Linked DNA regions of Homo sapiens: region 1 is linked to region 2. Evidence: chromatin loops called from intact Hi-C (ENCODE). Cell type or tissue: K562. All regions are shown on one strand. Links, peaks and the distances in the headings refer to the core of each region. The heading gives the core; the rest is flanking DNA.

The links. Peaks named below come from ENCODE experiments on the same cell type or tissue, not always from the same donor. Only the 100,000 strongest peaks of a DNase experiment are listed, where the experiment ranks them.
Region 1: a loop joins it to region 2, with 2.5 times the contacts of the local background. A loop is called at or near these places in 5 of 110 quality-filtered maps.

What each region holds. Positions count from the first base shown.
Region 1 is chr15:94,908,144-94,916,482 of GRCh38, forward strand. No RefSeq gene overlaps it. Among named protein-coding and RNA genes, the nearest start is that of LINC02852, 320 kb to the left of the region's middle. In K562, for the core only: no CTCF peak of the experiment used is centred there; a DNase peak (open chromatin) is centred at 4,798.
Region 2 is chr15:94,852,980-94,861,318 of GRCh38, forward strand. It overlaps the pseudogene LOC440311. Among named protein-coding and RNA genes, the nearest start is that of LINC02852, 270 kb to the left of the region's middle. RefSeq lists an enhancer at 2,973-3,473. In K562, for the core only: no CTCF peak of the experiment used is centred there; DNase peaks (open chromatin) are centred at 2,632, 2,972 and 4,712; H3K4me3 peaks cover 4,396 bases.

The sequences.
Region 1 (8,339 bases), core at 122-8,121, 55 kb after region 2:
TCTGCTAGCTTTGGGGTTACTTTGTATTTGTTTTTCTAGTTCCTCTAGCTGGGGTGCTAGTTCATTAATCTGAGCTCTTTCTAACTTCTTGAGATAGATGTTTAGCACTGTACACTTTCTTCTTGCCAGTGCTTTTGCTGTGTCCCAGAGATTTTGGTATGTTGTGTCTGTTTTCATTTATTTCAAATAATTTTTTGACCTTTGCCTTAATTTCACTGTTTACCCGAAAGTCATTCAGGAGAAAATTGTTTAATTTTCATGTAACTGTGTGGTTTTAAGAAATCTTCTTTATATTGAATTATATTTTTACTTTACTGTGGTTCAAGAGTATGGTTGATATGATTTGGATTTTTAAAAATTTTTTGAGACTCACTTTATGGCCAAACATGTGGTAGAACTTGAAGTATGTTCTATGTACAGAAGAGAAGAATGTATATTCTGTAGTTGATGAGTGGGCTATTCTGTAGATATCTATTTGGTCCAGTAGTCAAGTGTCAAGTTTAAGCCCAGAGGTTTTTTGTTAGTTTTCTGCCTCAGTGATCTATATGATTCTGTCAGTTGGGTGTTGAAGTCCACCACTGTTTTTGTGTGGCTAAGTCTTTTTGTAGGTCTAGAAGTACTTGTTTTATGAATCTAGGTGCCCCAATGTTGGGTGCATATATATTTAGGATAGTTAAGTCTTCTTGTTGAAATGAAATCTTTATCTTTATGTAATGCCCTTTTTGGTCTTTTTTTTTTTTGATGTTGTTGGGTTAAAGTCTGTTTTATTTGATATAACAATAGTGACTCCTGTTCTTTTTTGTTTTCCTTTTGTGTGGTAGATCTTTTGTGAACTCTTTACTTTGAACCTATGGGTGTCATTACATGTGTCATAAGTCCCTTGAAGACAGCACATGGATGACTCTTGTATATTTATCTAACTTGCCAATCTGTGACTTTTCAGTGGGACATTTAGACCATTTACATTCAAGGTTAATATTGATAATATGAGGTTTTGATCCTACTGTGAAGTTGTTAGCTGGTTGCTTTGTAGTTTCTATTGTGTGGTTGCTTCACAGGGTCTGTGGGCTATGTACCCTATGTATTCTGTGTATGTATGTATATATGTATGTGCACTATGTATATGTGTTATTGTGGTAGCAGGCATCATTCTCTTGTTTCTATATTTAGAACATTCTTAGGGATCTTTCACAAGGCTGGTCTAGTGGTAACAAATTCTCTTGGCACTTGCTTGTCTGGAAAATATTTCATTTATTCTTCACTTACGAAGCTTAGTTTGATAGAATATGGAATTATTGGTTGGGATTTCTTTTCTCTATAAATGCTGAAAATAGGCCCCCAATCTTTCCTAGCTTGTAAGGTTTCTGGTGAGAAGTCCACTTTTGGCCTGATGAGGTTCCCTTTGTACATAATCTGACTTTTGTCTCTAGTTGCCTTTAAGACACTTTCTTTAATATTGACTTTGGACAGTCTGGTGATATATCCAACATGGCTAAGCATATTCTTGATCTTTGTTTACTGACAGACGGTCTCTGTTGCCTCAGGCATTGGGGTGATTCATAGAATGCACAGTGGTCTGAGCTCCCTGATCTGTCTTGTTGTGGCAGGGACCATGATGGGCAGAGCCAGACCAGATAGGTCCCCCTACAGGTTCCCTGATGGCAGCCATGATCACCAGTACTGAGGGAGAATCCACTGGGTGGCCACCAAGCACCCAAAAGTGTGCCTAGGTGTGGAGCTGGGAATCTTCCTATCCCCAAGTTCTCTGCATAAGGATGGGAGACAGCCTAAACTCCTAATCCAGGAGAATGGGTGCTCCAAATGCCTGGAGATCTGCCTGGGCATGGTTGGGGAGGGCCTCTCTCCACACAAATCTCTGCACAGGAAGGGTGGGACTTACCAGGCTGTTTATCCAAGTGAGTGGGTGCTCTGAATGCCTGGAGATCTGCTTGAGCATGGAGCAGAAAGGACCCCTCTGCACCACGATCTCTGCACAGGAAGGTGGGCCAACTCAGGCTTTGGAACTAGACAAGCATGGGTTCTGAATGCCTGGAGATCTGCCTGCATGTGTAGCAGAAAGGGCCTCCCCTGCACCAGGATCTCTGCACAGGAAGGATGTGGGAGCTCAGGCTGCTAATACCAGTAAGCAGGTGCTCCAAATACTTGGAGATCTGCCTGTGCATGAAACACAGAAGGCCCCTCTGCATCACAGTTTATGTCTGTGAAGGATGAGATGACTCAGCCTGCTGGTCCAGGCAAACAAGTGTTCTAAATGTCTGGATGTCTGCCTGAGGCTAAAGTGGAGAGGACCCTGTGGCACTATGATCTCAGGGGAGCTGGCTGGAGCACCCAGCACATACAGTACCATGTCACCAAGCTGGTCCTGGCTGCAAGTCTTGCTACCCCAAAGAAACTGCAGCTGTGGCAGCTTTCCTCCAACTCCAGGCTTTTGGTGGGGGGCTGCACAATTCCATCTCCTTCTGCTGAGGTGCCTTCCACAGTTCTAGCTGCGAAGGCCCCTGATGCACTCCAGAGCAGGTGTTTTGATCTCTGACCCAAGACTAAAATGCCTGCATGGCCACACTACTGGGCCACCACAAGAATGACTGACTTTGTATGTACCTGGATTAAAATGGCATCCTGCTGCTGGCCCCGGGGTCTGAGAAAATATCTGCAGCTTTTCCTGGTGTCTTTTCCTCACAGTGTCTCCAAACCTCTCCACAAGTTAGCTCCGGGACTTGGGAGTAACAAAGTGCTCTCCCTTGGCCTGGATTGCTCAAATCCCCAGTGGAAAGTGAGTCACAGAGGGAGGCTCTTTGCCTTTCTCATGTACTGGGGCTTCACTTACTTTTATCAGTTGGATGGCATCACAGGATCTTTTTTGTTAGCAATCGCCTTCCTGGGATGTGGGGTCTCCTTTATGATTCCAGTGACTTCTGTCTTCTTGAATTAAAGCTTACAAACTTGATCTTTATGTAGTATTTTGCTATTTCCAAGTGGCTGAGGTATGCTAAAAGCGTCTAATCCACCTTCTTTGGTGATGTTCTCTCTCTCTTTTTGTTTACTTACCTTCATTTTTTAAAAAGAAAACATTCTTAGGGTTGTGGGTTTTTTTGTTTTTTGTTTTGTTTTGTTTTTGCCCTATTTGAGAAACCTTGACCTAATGCAATATTATAGGTTTAAAAAAATTTTTTTGTTATATATACACTAGCTTTAATCAGCCTCTAATCCACCATCTTTGATGATTTTTCTACCTCCTTTTTGTTTTCATCCCTTCATCTTCAAAAGAGAAAAAGTTTTAATTTTAAAGTCATTTTAATAATAATGATAATATTATTTTCATCATTTCGAGGGGTTGTGCTTTTTGTGTCCTATTTAAGAAGTCTTCACCTAAGCCAAGATTATAGGGTTTTTGTCTGTTTTTCTTTATATACTTACTAGCTTTATCATATATGATCCATTTTTGTTTGTGATGCAAGGGATGTCGAAATTGACTTTTTCTCATACAGATATTCATTTGTTTCAGCACCATTTCTTAGAAAACCATTTTTCCCCATGGAATTACCTTGGCATCTTTATCAAAAGTCAGTGTTCCAACTCTACTTTTCTGATTCATGAATCTTGTATATCTCTTTATTATTTTAAATCTTCTTTAACTTTATTTTGCAGCGTTTTACAGTTTTCTGTGTCCAAACTTGCATATCTTTTAAGTTATTACAATGTATTTTAATTTTTCAATTAAATTATGTGTAGACATTTTTAAAATTTCATTTTTAATTGGTCACTGCTAGTACACAGAAGTATAATTTAATTTTTGCTTTTGTTTGCTTATTTCTGTATATAGACCTTGTATCTTTTAACCTTATTAAATTAACTTTTATTTTAGCAGGGTTTTTGTTTTGTTTTAGATTTCTTAGGATTTTTTCTGCAAACTGTTAATGGCATTTTTGAATAAGGGCAGTTTGATTTTACCCTTTCAAACTGTATGCCCTTTATCTTACCTTAATTTTCTGGCTAAGGATGCAGGACAATGTTGACAGTAAGTAATGAGTAGACATTCTTGCCTTGTTTATTCATTCTAGGTAGAAAAGATTGATCCATTCACTGTTGAGTATAATTTAATGTTTATTTTCTCACATTTCTTTTTAGCTTGAGGAAGTTTTTTTCTATTTTTAGTTTGCTAAGGTTTTCTTTTATTCATGAACAAGTATCAGATTATGTCAGATGATGTTTTTTCTTCAACTAGTTCAATGGTCCTGTGGTTTTCTCTTTTTTTTCTATTAATTAGAGGAGCTATATTGATTGTTTTTTCAAGTGTTGAAGCAACATTGCATTGCTGGAATATATCCCACTTGGTTATAATGTATTATCCTCTTTATGTATTGTTGGATTTAATTTGCTAGTATTTGTTAAGGATTTTTCTGTTTATATTTGAAGCTAATGTCTTTGTCTCATTTTGGCATCACAGTTCTACAGTCCTACTAAAATGACATGAAAAGTATTCCTTCTCTATTCAGTAAAAGAGTTTTTATAGAATTAGTATTATTCATTTCTTAACTATTTAATAGTATTTATCAATACATATACCTAGACCTGGGGTTTTGTTAGTGAGTGTGTAATAAATAATTTGCCTATCCAAATAGGAGTCTATCTTTTGACCTAGGCTCCTGAGGAGTGATCTCTAAGCCTTGGAATGTCCTGCCTGATAAGAGTGTCATTATTTATCTGGAGGCTTTGGGCCACACCGGGTAGTCTGGTAGTCTAACAGGGTAATTTATGGTGGAGCTTTGAGCCACATGATATCCATTCTACCTGTATAAGTGCTAGAGCCTAAAGGTCAGCCACATGCGTAGTTAATGACATCTATATCTACATGGCTGAGTCACCCCAGAATTCTGGGTAACAAGGCTTGGATGAATTTTCCTGATTTGGCAATATTTTGTATATTTTGACAGGCATCATATCTGGATAAAATTAGCACCGTCTGTGACTTCATTGGCAGAGGACAACTTGAAGCTCTGCTCCTGGAAGTTTCTTGTAATCTGCCCCACTAGTCTCTTCCCGTGGCTCATTTTTAATCTGTGTACTTTTACTATAATAAACCACGATAACCATTAGTATAACAGCTTCCATGAGTTCTGTGAGAACTTCTAGCAAATTATCAAAACTGAGGGTGGGCTTGGAGACGATCAAATTTGCATTTAAAAAATTGATATAGAGATATTCGAGTTTTAGATTTTTTCTGAATCAGTTGGTAGTCTTTACCTTTAAAGGAATTTGTCTATTTCATGTAGATTGTCGAATTTATTGGCATAAAGTTGTTCATAGCATTTTCTTATCTTTTGACTATTTGCATAATCTGTAGCGATGTCCCTTCTTTTATTCCTAGTATTGATAATTTTATTTCTCCTTTTTCCCCCTAGATCATTTTTCTAAATATATAATTGCTTTAATCTCTGTAAATAACCAGTTTTTGGCTTCATAACTTTTCTATTATTTCTTCATTTTCTATTCCATTGACTTCTGCTCCTATAATTTATTTTTTATATACATTGTGGTTAATTAGTGTTTCTTGTAGTAATTTCTTAAGGTGGAATCTCAGATGATCAGATTTGTGTGTTTCTTCTTTATTAAGACAAATATTTAAAGCTATAAAATTTCCTCTAAGTACTGCATTATCTGCATCTCTCAAATTTTTATACACTGTATAATCATTCAAAATATTTTCTGATTTCTCTTAAAACTTTTTCTCTAGATTATAGATTATCATGTAATTTCTCCTTTTTAATAAATTACTAGAATTATGTTCCTTAATTTTCATATATTTGGTGTTTTTTCTGATTACTATGATTATCATTTTCTAGTGTAAATCTCAGTTTGTTGCACAGAGTATGTTTTCAGTACAGAGTATGTTTTCCGTCTTTTCTAAGGTATTGAGACTTGTTTTATGATCTATCATATGGTCTATTGGTAAATATACTATGTACCCTTGAAAGGAATGTGTATTCTGTATGTTTTTAATGTTCCATAAGTATTCAAGTCAAAGTATCTCATAGTGTTATTCAGCTCCTTTGTTGAGTTTGTATAGTTGTTTCATCAGTTGTTGAGAAAATGATGTTAAACTATGATTGTACATAATAGATTCTACAATCTATAGCTATGATTGTAGAATTGTCTTGTTTCTCTTTTTAAATTTGGTTAATTTTTACTTAACTGTTTTGAGTGATATTATAAGGTATAAATACATTTATAATTGTTGTGTCTTCTTGATTAATTGATTCTTTTATCATCATAAAATGTCCCTCTTATCCCTGATAATACTTTCTGTCTTGAAGTCTATTTTATCTGATATTAATAAAGCCACTTTGGCATTTTTATGCATATTGTTTTGCATGGTCTAGCTATCCATTTACTTTTGGTCTATCTATATCTTTATGCTTAAAGTGTGTCTTTTGTAGGTAGCTTATGTTTTGACCATGATTCTTTTATTTAATCATTTTTTCTCTCTAAAGTCAATTCTTACTATTTTCCATCTTTTTCACTTATAATGTGTATATATAATTTTACTTAAGTGAGAATAGTTACCTATGCTGCTTTCAAATCCTTGCCTGATTTTTGTAGTATCTGGGTCATCTTGAAATAAGTGACTTGATTTCTTTTCTCTTGAAAACAGTTTCTATTTTCCTGCTTCCTTATATGTCAGGTACTTTTAAATTGTGTTTTAGACATTATGAGTGTTAACATGTGGAGATTCTGGGTTCTTTATTTTTCTCTGATTAATGTTGTTTCCTTTGTTTCAGCAGGAAATTATCTTGGCTGGGCTTAAACTACAAACACCATTTTAGGCATTAGCTTGGGTCTCTGTTCAAATCTTTTGATTTTATCTGTGCTGCTTTCAGTCAGTTACACTGATGCATGGTTTAGAGTTATTCAGTGATGTGGATGGACAGACTTTGAACATTCTATTTCTGGCTCTTTTCATTCTGTGAGTTTCCCAATTTCTATTGTGGTCATGGATCCCCTGGTTTTAAGTTTTTGGTTCACCAAGTAGGAATCCCTTTTTTCTCATGTGTCCAGCAGTCGAAAAAAATGAGAACTAACTTCATTTGATTCCCCTGCTTGGAGTATGTATTCTCCACCAGAGTCTGCCTACTGCATTTGTCTTATATGAAGGTTTTTACTGATTTTCTGAACATGAGTCAGTCTGCAGGGTGCTTACTCTGGTATTACTGGAAATAGAATACAATAGCAGTAATTTTCATGTAACTGTTTCCTCACCCTCGTCTGAAGTTTAGGACTATGGAATCCAATGTTGTAACATTTTCTGTGTACAAAGGATTTTCCAATCCCTGCTTTTGGTGCTAATTTTTTCTTCTTTAGGTCTTTCATGGGGTTTTGTTCATCTATCTATTATAGAATTTAGAGCATAATGTTTCCTTACACACCTGCCTGTCCACACCAAATGTGACCAGTTTAGAAACAGTCCCTTTATGGGTTTCTTAAATTTGTCTACTTTGCATATATTGTGAGAAGATCCCTTTTTACAATAAATATGGTGATGGATACTTCTGCTTCTGCCAAAAAAAAAAAAAAAAAGATGTAAAAAGGCGGGTTGAATATTGTGCTGCTCAACTGAAAAGTTAATCTTTTCTACACCCATACTACCCCGAATGCACCCAATCTCGTTTGAATATTATACTGCCTCGTATTGACTCTAGATAACATGAAATTGATGACATTTCACCCTGACTCTTTTCTGCTTTGCTGCACCCATCATATAACCTCCATTCCCTCCTCCAGCCTCCGCCTGTGTACAACACCAGCCAATTAGGGCCTGGTTTATTGTGAGAAAGGTATGAACCCTTAAAAACCTACATTTAATCTACTTTAAAATGTTGTTTAGGGACCCATATTAATGGAGTGGTCCCTGAACTTATATTTTCTTGATTTTGGATAATAAGCATTTTCTGTACACACATACAAAAATGATGCCTGGTTATATTTGTTTTCATGAGTATATTTTGCCATGTAGAAGATGAGCTTAATAATCAAAACGAAATCCTGTCTTAAATTTAGGATGCTGTTATAAACAGTTGGATAATATTTCAGTTCCCTTTCTGTAATAAGATGACCAATTTGTTTATAATATTTTTCCCCGAAGGCTTGAACACAGGTTCCTGCAGAAATGAACACAAAGATCAAGTCATAAATGAAAAGAGACACACATACATGTAACACTAAATCACACAAAGGTTCATAATTTTTCTAATTCAACTTGTGAAATCAATTAAATTATTGTCAGTTTAGCATTTTAAATGGAACTCCAAAAAATGGAATTT
Region 2 (8,339 bases), core at 328-8,327:
ATAATATTAGGCAGAGTTCTCTGTATTTCTTGGATTTGCATGTAAACCTCTCTAGTAAGATTAGGGAAATTTTTGTGGCCTATATTCTGAAATATATTTTCCAAGTTGCTTGTTCTCGCTCCTCTCAGGAATACCAATGAGTTGTAATTTTTTTTACATAATCTCATAATCTTCTCTCCAAGGTTTTGCTCATTTAATTTTTTTTTATCTTACTGAGTTGATTCAAAGAACTTGTCTTTGAGCTCTGAGATTCTTTCCTCGATTTGATCTATTCTCTGTTAATACTTCAGAAAGTAAAGTATAGTATTATGAAATTGTATTCTGCAATTCTTGTGGTGAGATTTTTTCAGCTCTAGAAGTTCAGTGTGGTTCTTTCTTAAAATGACTATTTTGTCTTTCAGCTGTTGGATCATTTTTCCAGATTTCTTGAATTTCTTAAACTGGGTTTCAACTTTTTGCTGAATCTTGATGAGCTTTCTTGACATCCAGATTCTGAATTATATGTCTGTCATTTCAATCATTTCAGACTGGTTAAGAACTATTGCTGAGGAGCTAGTGAACTCATGAGAAGGTAACAGGACACTCTGGCTTTTTTAATTGCCAGAGTTCTTGCTGATTCTTTCTCATCTGGGAGTGCTGGTGCTCCTTCAACTGTGGTATAAATTGCGTATAGTCGGTTGGCTTCATTTCTGCATGCTTTCAGGAGGCCAGGACTCTGTATATGATCTTTATTTGTGGGTGAATTATTGTGCTTAGTTTCACAGGTGTATATATTAGCAGCATAATTTTTGGTATTTTAGTTTGGGCTGTGAGGCAGTAGATGGCAATTAAGAGCAATGGCCAGCAGCTAGGCTAATACACAGCTGCATGCCTCTTTTGTACTTTCTTGTGTTCATAGGCGTGTTCTGTGGTGGGGTGGAGAGACAGATGGCCCTGCCAGGCCTGCTCCTGGGCCTTGAGGGGAACTTCTCTGGTCACTGGTGCCCCATCTGCATTTCTTTTGTGAGAAGTCCCAGGCTGCAGGGTTCCCTAGGGCTGAGGCTGTGGCAGGGAGACAGGCCACACCCTTTGTGGACCAGCCCTGTGGAGGGAGGCATGCTCCATGAACATCCTGGCCCAGGAACCTGCACATCTCACCCCTTCAGTGCTCTGAGAGGCTCCTCCTCTGCTCAAATGCTGGCCACAGATTTGGGCTCAGTACTCCTGAGCTATGAATCACAATCCTGTGGGCAACAGGATGTCCTGTGACTTGGAATCAGGCTCCAATTGCACTGGGAAAACCAATGTGTTCCCTGGTTACCCAAAAAGTACTCTGGTGGAGCTATGCGTCCAGACTGGGCTGTGAGGCTGCTCTATGCACCCGCTCCTACAGGGTGGCTGGGCATGGGCCTTGAGATGGACCAGCAGGCAGAAGGGTTTTCAGAACAGATGTGCCCCAGTCCCACAGGAGAACTGGCCATACTCCCCGTTGGCTCAGTGGTCAGCTGGGGTGACAGCCTTCCAGAGGCAGATGGGGTACCCTGGGGGATTGATGTCTATGACTACACTCTGCCAGAGCTTTTCAGTATACGAAAGCTCCCAAGCTCCACACTGTCCAAACACCTGTCTCTGTTTGCTCCTCAGGGACATCCTAATACCAGCTCACACAACTATGGGGGGTGTGAGGCCCCCTGTATCTAGGATTCCAGAGGTCTTCAGCAAGAGTGAGGTACCCCTCAGTTCCCTAACTCATCTCTTGCCCAGGAGCTGTTAAGGGCCAGGAACTACTAACCCTAGTGTTAAGCGTACCCCACACAGGGTTCCCATCTCCCTCCCTTTCCAGCATGGGCTTCAGCATTACCTCTATCCACTCTCAATGTTTTCTCAAAAGACCTGCCCAAATTACGTTGGTTTGTTTGACAATTTGATCTCTTTTAATGGGAGCAGCACTTTCTGGCTGCATCTAGTCGCCATCTTGTCTTGTGTCTGTCTTCATATTTTATTTTCGAAGACTGACAGACGTCATTGAACGGTTAGTTCTCAAAAGAATTACGTCAATTATGTAAACTGAAGGGACTGACAAACAGCATTGGATAAATACCATAACCTTTGTATTTTATATTAAATGGAAATTTGTAAGTGGGATTTTTGCTTGGAATGTGACTCCTTTCTTACGTTATCAGTTCCATTTCAACAACTTTTCTAATCCTTCAAAATCTCGCCTTCCCGTGAATACATATGAGATACCTCTTTCCCACCATGGCTGCTCATCTCTTAGTCTTGTATCTTGTTATATCTTATTTGTTACATATTCTTGTATTTATTTGTTATATAAAGGAGATCCACATTGTGAATTAATGAACTCAGTGTTATGCCAAATTTTACTATTCATAGCACATTTTTCATGTTTCTGGTAGATATTTTTAAGTAACTTGATATAATAGATTAAAATGTATATATTTCAAAAGAGAAAAGGAAGCAGTAAGAAATAAGATAGAGGAGGGCCTTTGACAAGATGGCGGCAGGAGGCAGTGGCGTTGGTGGGAAGCACAGCTCGAAAAGCGATAACGATTCTGGTTTCCTGGGGCTGCGGCCCATTTCGGCGGACCCAGCGCTGAGGCGGCGGCGGCGGCGAGGCCCAAGAAATAAGAAGTGGGACTGGCGGAGGCTTGCGCAGGAGCCGCTGGGGCTGGAGGTTGACCAGTTCCTGGAAGACGTGCGGCTACAGGGGCGCATGAGCGGTGGCTTGTTGAGAGAGGCCCCAAATGAAAAACTCTTCTTCGTGGACACCGGCTCCAAGGAAAAAGGGCTAAGAAGAGAACCAAAGTCCAGAAGAAGTCACTGCTTCTCAAGAAACCCCTTCGGGTTGACCTCATCCTCGAGACACATCCAAAGTCCCTGCCCCCAAAGACGTCCTCGCCCACCAGGTCCCGAACGCCAAGAAGCTCAGGCGGAAGGAGCAGCTATGGGAGAATCTGGCCAAGCAGGGCGAGCTGCCCCGGGAGGTGCGCAGGGCCCAGGCCCGGCTCCTCAACCCTCCCACAGCCGGGGCCAAGCCCGGGCCCCAGGACACCGTGGAGCGGCCCTTCTACGAACTCTGGGCATCAGACAACCCCCTGGACTGGCCATTGTTTGGCCAGGATGAGTTTTTCCTGGAGCAGACCAAGAAGAAAGGAGTGAAGCGGCCACCACGCCTGCACACCAAGCCGTCCCAGGCACCCGCCGTGGAGGTGGCGCCTGCCGGAGCTTCCTACAACCCGTACTTTGAAGACCACCAGACCCTGCTCTCAGCGGCCCACGAGGTGGAGTTGCAGCGGCAGAAGGAGGCGGAGAAGCTGGAGCGGCAGCTGGCCCTGCCCGCCACAGAGCAGGCCGCCACCCAGGAGTCCACGTTCCAGGTAGCCGTGCGAGGGGCTGCTGGAGGAGTCAGAGGGTCCGGGGGAGCCAGGCCAGGGCGAGGGGCCGGAGGCTGGGGATGCCGAGGTCTGTCCCACGCCCACCCGCCTGGCCGCCACAGAGAAGGAGACGGAGCAGCAGCGGCGGCGGGAGAAGGCTGCGCGCAGGCTGCGGGTACAGCAGGCCGCGTTGCGGACTGCCAGGCTCCGGCCCCGGCACCGGGAGGTGTTCCTGCTGCGCGGGATCAAGGCCCAGGTGGCCCTGAGGCTGGCGGAGCTGGCGCGGCGGCGGAGGCAGCGGCAGGCACGGCGGAAGGCCGAGGCTGACAAGCCCCGAAGGCTGGGGCGGCTCAAGTACCAGGCACCTGACATCGACGTGCAGCTGAGCTCGGAGCTGGCAGACTCGCTCAGGACCCTGAAGCCCGAGGGCGACATCCTTCGAGGCCGGTTCAAGAGCTTCCAGAGGAGGAATATGATCCAGCCTCGACAGAGAGCCAAGTTCAAACCCAGGTACAAGGTGAAGCTGGGGGAGAAGCGGGCGTTCCGCGAGATCCAGTTGTAGCTCCCATCAGAGGCCGGAGCCTCGCCTTTCAATAAAAAGTCCCTTCTAGCTAAAAAAAAAAAAAAAAAAAAAGAGGAGGAAGAATTGCAAATAAAATGGCAGGCATAGTTCTAAGTGCTTTACATATGTATTCACAGTAAACCTTCGAAAATAATACTATTATTGGCTTCATTCACATGAGGAAACTGAGGCTCAGAGAGAAAAGTTAGGCAACTTTTCTGGATTAAATGGTTAAGTGGCAGAAACAAATATAAACTAATAAAATCCAATTTTAGATGCAGTATAACCCTGCTGTCCAGTTATACAGATAGGTAGAATTGGTGAGATTGAGGAATTATCAATAGAAAACAAAGTAAAGAGAATCACAGAGAAAAATAAGGCAGGAGAGGCAGAGAACAAGTTAGACGCCTAGAATATAAGAATAGAACATGTTGGAAAACCTGTAGATTTAGGGATAAGAGAGACCTTGGTTGACATGAAAATTAAATGACTTAGCTGAAGGAAAATTAATTATCCAATTAATGCTTGTTTCTTCCTTTCTTTCTGAATTGTTAGGTGAATTATCCTTGCCATACTATGTACATTTTCTTCCTTGAGGAGAAATCTCCTCATCTCAACTGTATTGTGCTGAGAAATATAGAGCCAGAATGCTAATGCAGAGGTGAATGATCCATTTACAATCTGCACCAAGTGTGCATGCTTTTGTGTTTGTTCATATGCCTCTGTGTGTGTGTGTGTGTGTGCGCGCGCACATGGGTGAGCGTGTGTGTGTTGATGGGATGGGGGGTTATGCTTCCATCCCTTTATTTAGGACAGTTCTTTTCTCAGGTGAAAATATACTGAGTGGATAGAAATCTCCTCTCATTATTTCTGTGTATCATTGCTCTTCTGCCTCAGAGGCTCATCTAGGGATAGAACTGTTGTTGACCAATATTCTTCTTTGAACTCTGCATCTACTTTTGTATGTTTTTGAATACAGCAGTAGGAAAGTGAAGTTGGAAAAACAAAAGTTCATAGTTTTCTGCTTTCATACTCCTAATTTGAGCTCACTAGGTTTTTGTTTTGTTTTTCACTAAATCTGAATTAAACAGAATCGCTAGGTTTTTCTTATTGTTTCACAAGACCTGTACAGCATTAGAGTTAAACACAATCACCAACATTAACTTATTACCCAGTGAAAACGTTTCTGTGTTTAACATTCCAGATAGACATCACCAAGTCCTAGATTGATAGGAAACCTGGGAGTCGTCTGGGCCAACCTCCTGTCTGAGGCTGGATTCCCGAGACTCATCTTGAAAACGTGAAAAAGGACTCGCTATTTTACAAGACAGACCACCTCATCAATAAAGAGTTTCACTTCAAATCCAAGAATGTGAAGAATTTAAAGGGATTTCAGTAGTCATCAAGCATTCCCTATCCTTTTCATAAGATCTCTGGCACTCATCATGCATTCTACTTGAATTTTTTCAATAATAGGACACTCACTAATGTGTGAGACAAGCCTAGTATTTCTATAAGTTTCTCCCATCTCTGAAAACTGTTCTTATGACCTCTTCCCACACCTAAAAATCTCTTCTCTGAAGACCATGTGTTACTCATTTTATTAACCATTTCTCTTTCAATATTGTTTTAAGATCTCTCATTGTCTAAATTGTCATTCTCTGCATGATTTATGTAAGGTATAGAAAAAGGAATTTGGCACAGTAAATACCTCAGGTGTGTTTGACAAATACCACGTAAGAACACGGGATGGAGAGTTAAGGCTCATCTACTCACCAGCTGTACAGCTTTAAAATGATCACTTAGTCACTTTCAAATACAGAGCATTCTTTGGGGTTGTTCTGGGGCACAATTTAGCCAAAACATTCAAGAATATCACTGTTAAGTCTCTCAATATAGATATTCAAGTTTTTAAAACACAGCCAAAATGTGTGTGATTCATTTGTTTGGCTGCTGATGTTGTGTGTTTGGTTTCATTTTGTATTCACTGAAACTGCAGGCTCACATGATACTTCCAGGTAACCAAAGCCTTGGATTTTTTTTTAATTCACCTTTTCAGATTAACATGAAGCAAATTTCACTCTTTTTGATGTGCATTAATAACCACTAACTCAATCAGGATATTAAAGAGTCTGTCACCATCCCCATTCCCCTGTGCCACTCTAGAGTGAACACCCCACCCTCCACCCTCTACCTGGCAGTTCCTGGCAACCACTGATGTATTATTTTCCTGTAAATTTGCCTTTTCTGGAATGTCATATGAATGGAATCATGCAATATGTAGCTTGTGTCCAGGTCTTGGCAACTTTGGTAAAGTTGCTATAACCATTGTGTACACACTTTATGTAAGCATAGATTTTATTTCTTTATGGTAAATGCCACAGAACAGTTGCTAAGTAATATATGCTTAGCTGAATAAAAAACTCAAACTATTCTCCAAAGTGACAGTATCATTCTGCATTCTGCATTCCCACAAGCACATATGAAGAGATATTCTATGTAACTCCTTATTATTATTTTAATATTCATGAGATGAGTGCAATGACCTCTTTTATTCCTGTTGTTGGTAATTTATGTCTTTTCTCTTTTTGTTAGGGTAGGTTGGCAAAAGTTTGATACATTTTGTTGATATTTTCAACGAAACTGCTTTTAGATTTATTTTCTCCATTGTCTTTCTTTTTTTAGTTTTATTGATATCTTCTCTACTGCTTCTTATTTCCTTTTTTAATGCTTTTTCTAGGTTTAGTTTGCTCTTTATTCTTTAACTTCCTGAGGTGGAAGCTTACATTATTGATTTTTAGATATTTCCTTTTTCCTCTTATGTGCTTTTAGCGCTTTACATTTCCCTCTAAGCATTTCTTCCGCTGCTCCCCACAGATTTTGAGAAGCTATACTTTTATTTTCATGTATTTTACAAATATTTTAAAATTTATCTTTAAACTTCTTATTTGACTCATGGGTTATTTAGAATTTTTATTAATATCAAAAGACATGGGGATTTTACAGCTATCTTTCTGTTACTAATTTCTTGTTTGAATCCATTGTGTTCAGAGAATGTATTTTGGTTTCCATTCTTTGATATTTGTCAATGTATGTTTTATGGCTAAAGGTGTGGTCTATTTTCATAAATCTTCTATGTGCTCTCACGATTATGATGTATTCGTCTGTCATTGAATGGAGTGTTCCATAAGTTACAATTAGATCAAATTGATAAGAATGCTGTTCAGGTCTTCTATATCTTTACTAATAATCTGCCTCCTTGATCTACCAATTATTGAGAGATGGGTGTTAAAGTCTACAAATATAAACGTTGAATTCTCTATTTGTCCTCTAAGTTATGTCAGTTTTTGCCTATTACATTTTAATTAACTGTTGTTAGAAGCATAAAAGTTTAGGATTGTTATATCTTCTAGAAGAATTTACCATTTTATCATCATGCAATGTCCCTCTTTATCCCTAATCACATGACTTGTTCTAAAGTACTTGTTCTTTGTTTGAAATTAATATATCTACTCCTACCTTTGTTTGATTAGTGTTAGCATGTTATTTCTTTTTATGTCCTTTTACTTTTTTTTTTAATTTTACTTTAAGTTTTAGGGTACATGTGCACAACGTGCAGGTTTGTTACATATGTATACATGTGCCATGTTGGTGTGCTGCACCCATTAACTCGTCATTTACATTAGGTATATCTCCTAATGCTATCCCTCCCCCCTCCCCCCACCCCACAATAGGCCCCGGTGTGTGGTGTTCCCCTTCCTGTGTCCAAGTGTTCTCATTGTTCAGTTCCCACCTACGAGTGAGAACATGTGGTGTTTGGTTTTTTGTCCTTGCGATAGTTTGCTGAGAATGATGGTTTCCAGCTTCATCCATGTCCCTACAAAGGACATGAACTCATCCTTTTTTATGGCTGCATAGTATTCCATGGTGTATATGTGCCATATTGTCTTAATCCAGTCTATCATTGTTGGACATTTGGGTTGGTTCCAAGTCTTTGTTATTGTGAATAGTGCCGCAATAAACATACATGTGCATGTGTCTTTACAGTAGCATGATTTATAATCCTTTGGGTATATACCCAGTAATGGGATGGCTGGGTCAAATGGTATTTCGAGTTCTAGATCCCTGAGGAATTGCCGCACTGACTTACACAATGGTCGAACTAGTTTACAGTCCCACCAACAGTGTAAAAGTGTTCCTATTTCTCCACATCCTCTCCAGCACCTGTTGTTTCCTGACTTTTTAATGATCACCATTCTGACTGGTGTGAGATGGTATCTCATTGTGGTTTTGATTTGCATTTCTCTGATGGCCAGTGATGATGAGCATTTTTTCATGTGTCTTTTAGCTGCATAAATGTCTTCTTTTGAGAAGTGTCTGTTCATATCCTTCACCCACTTGTT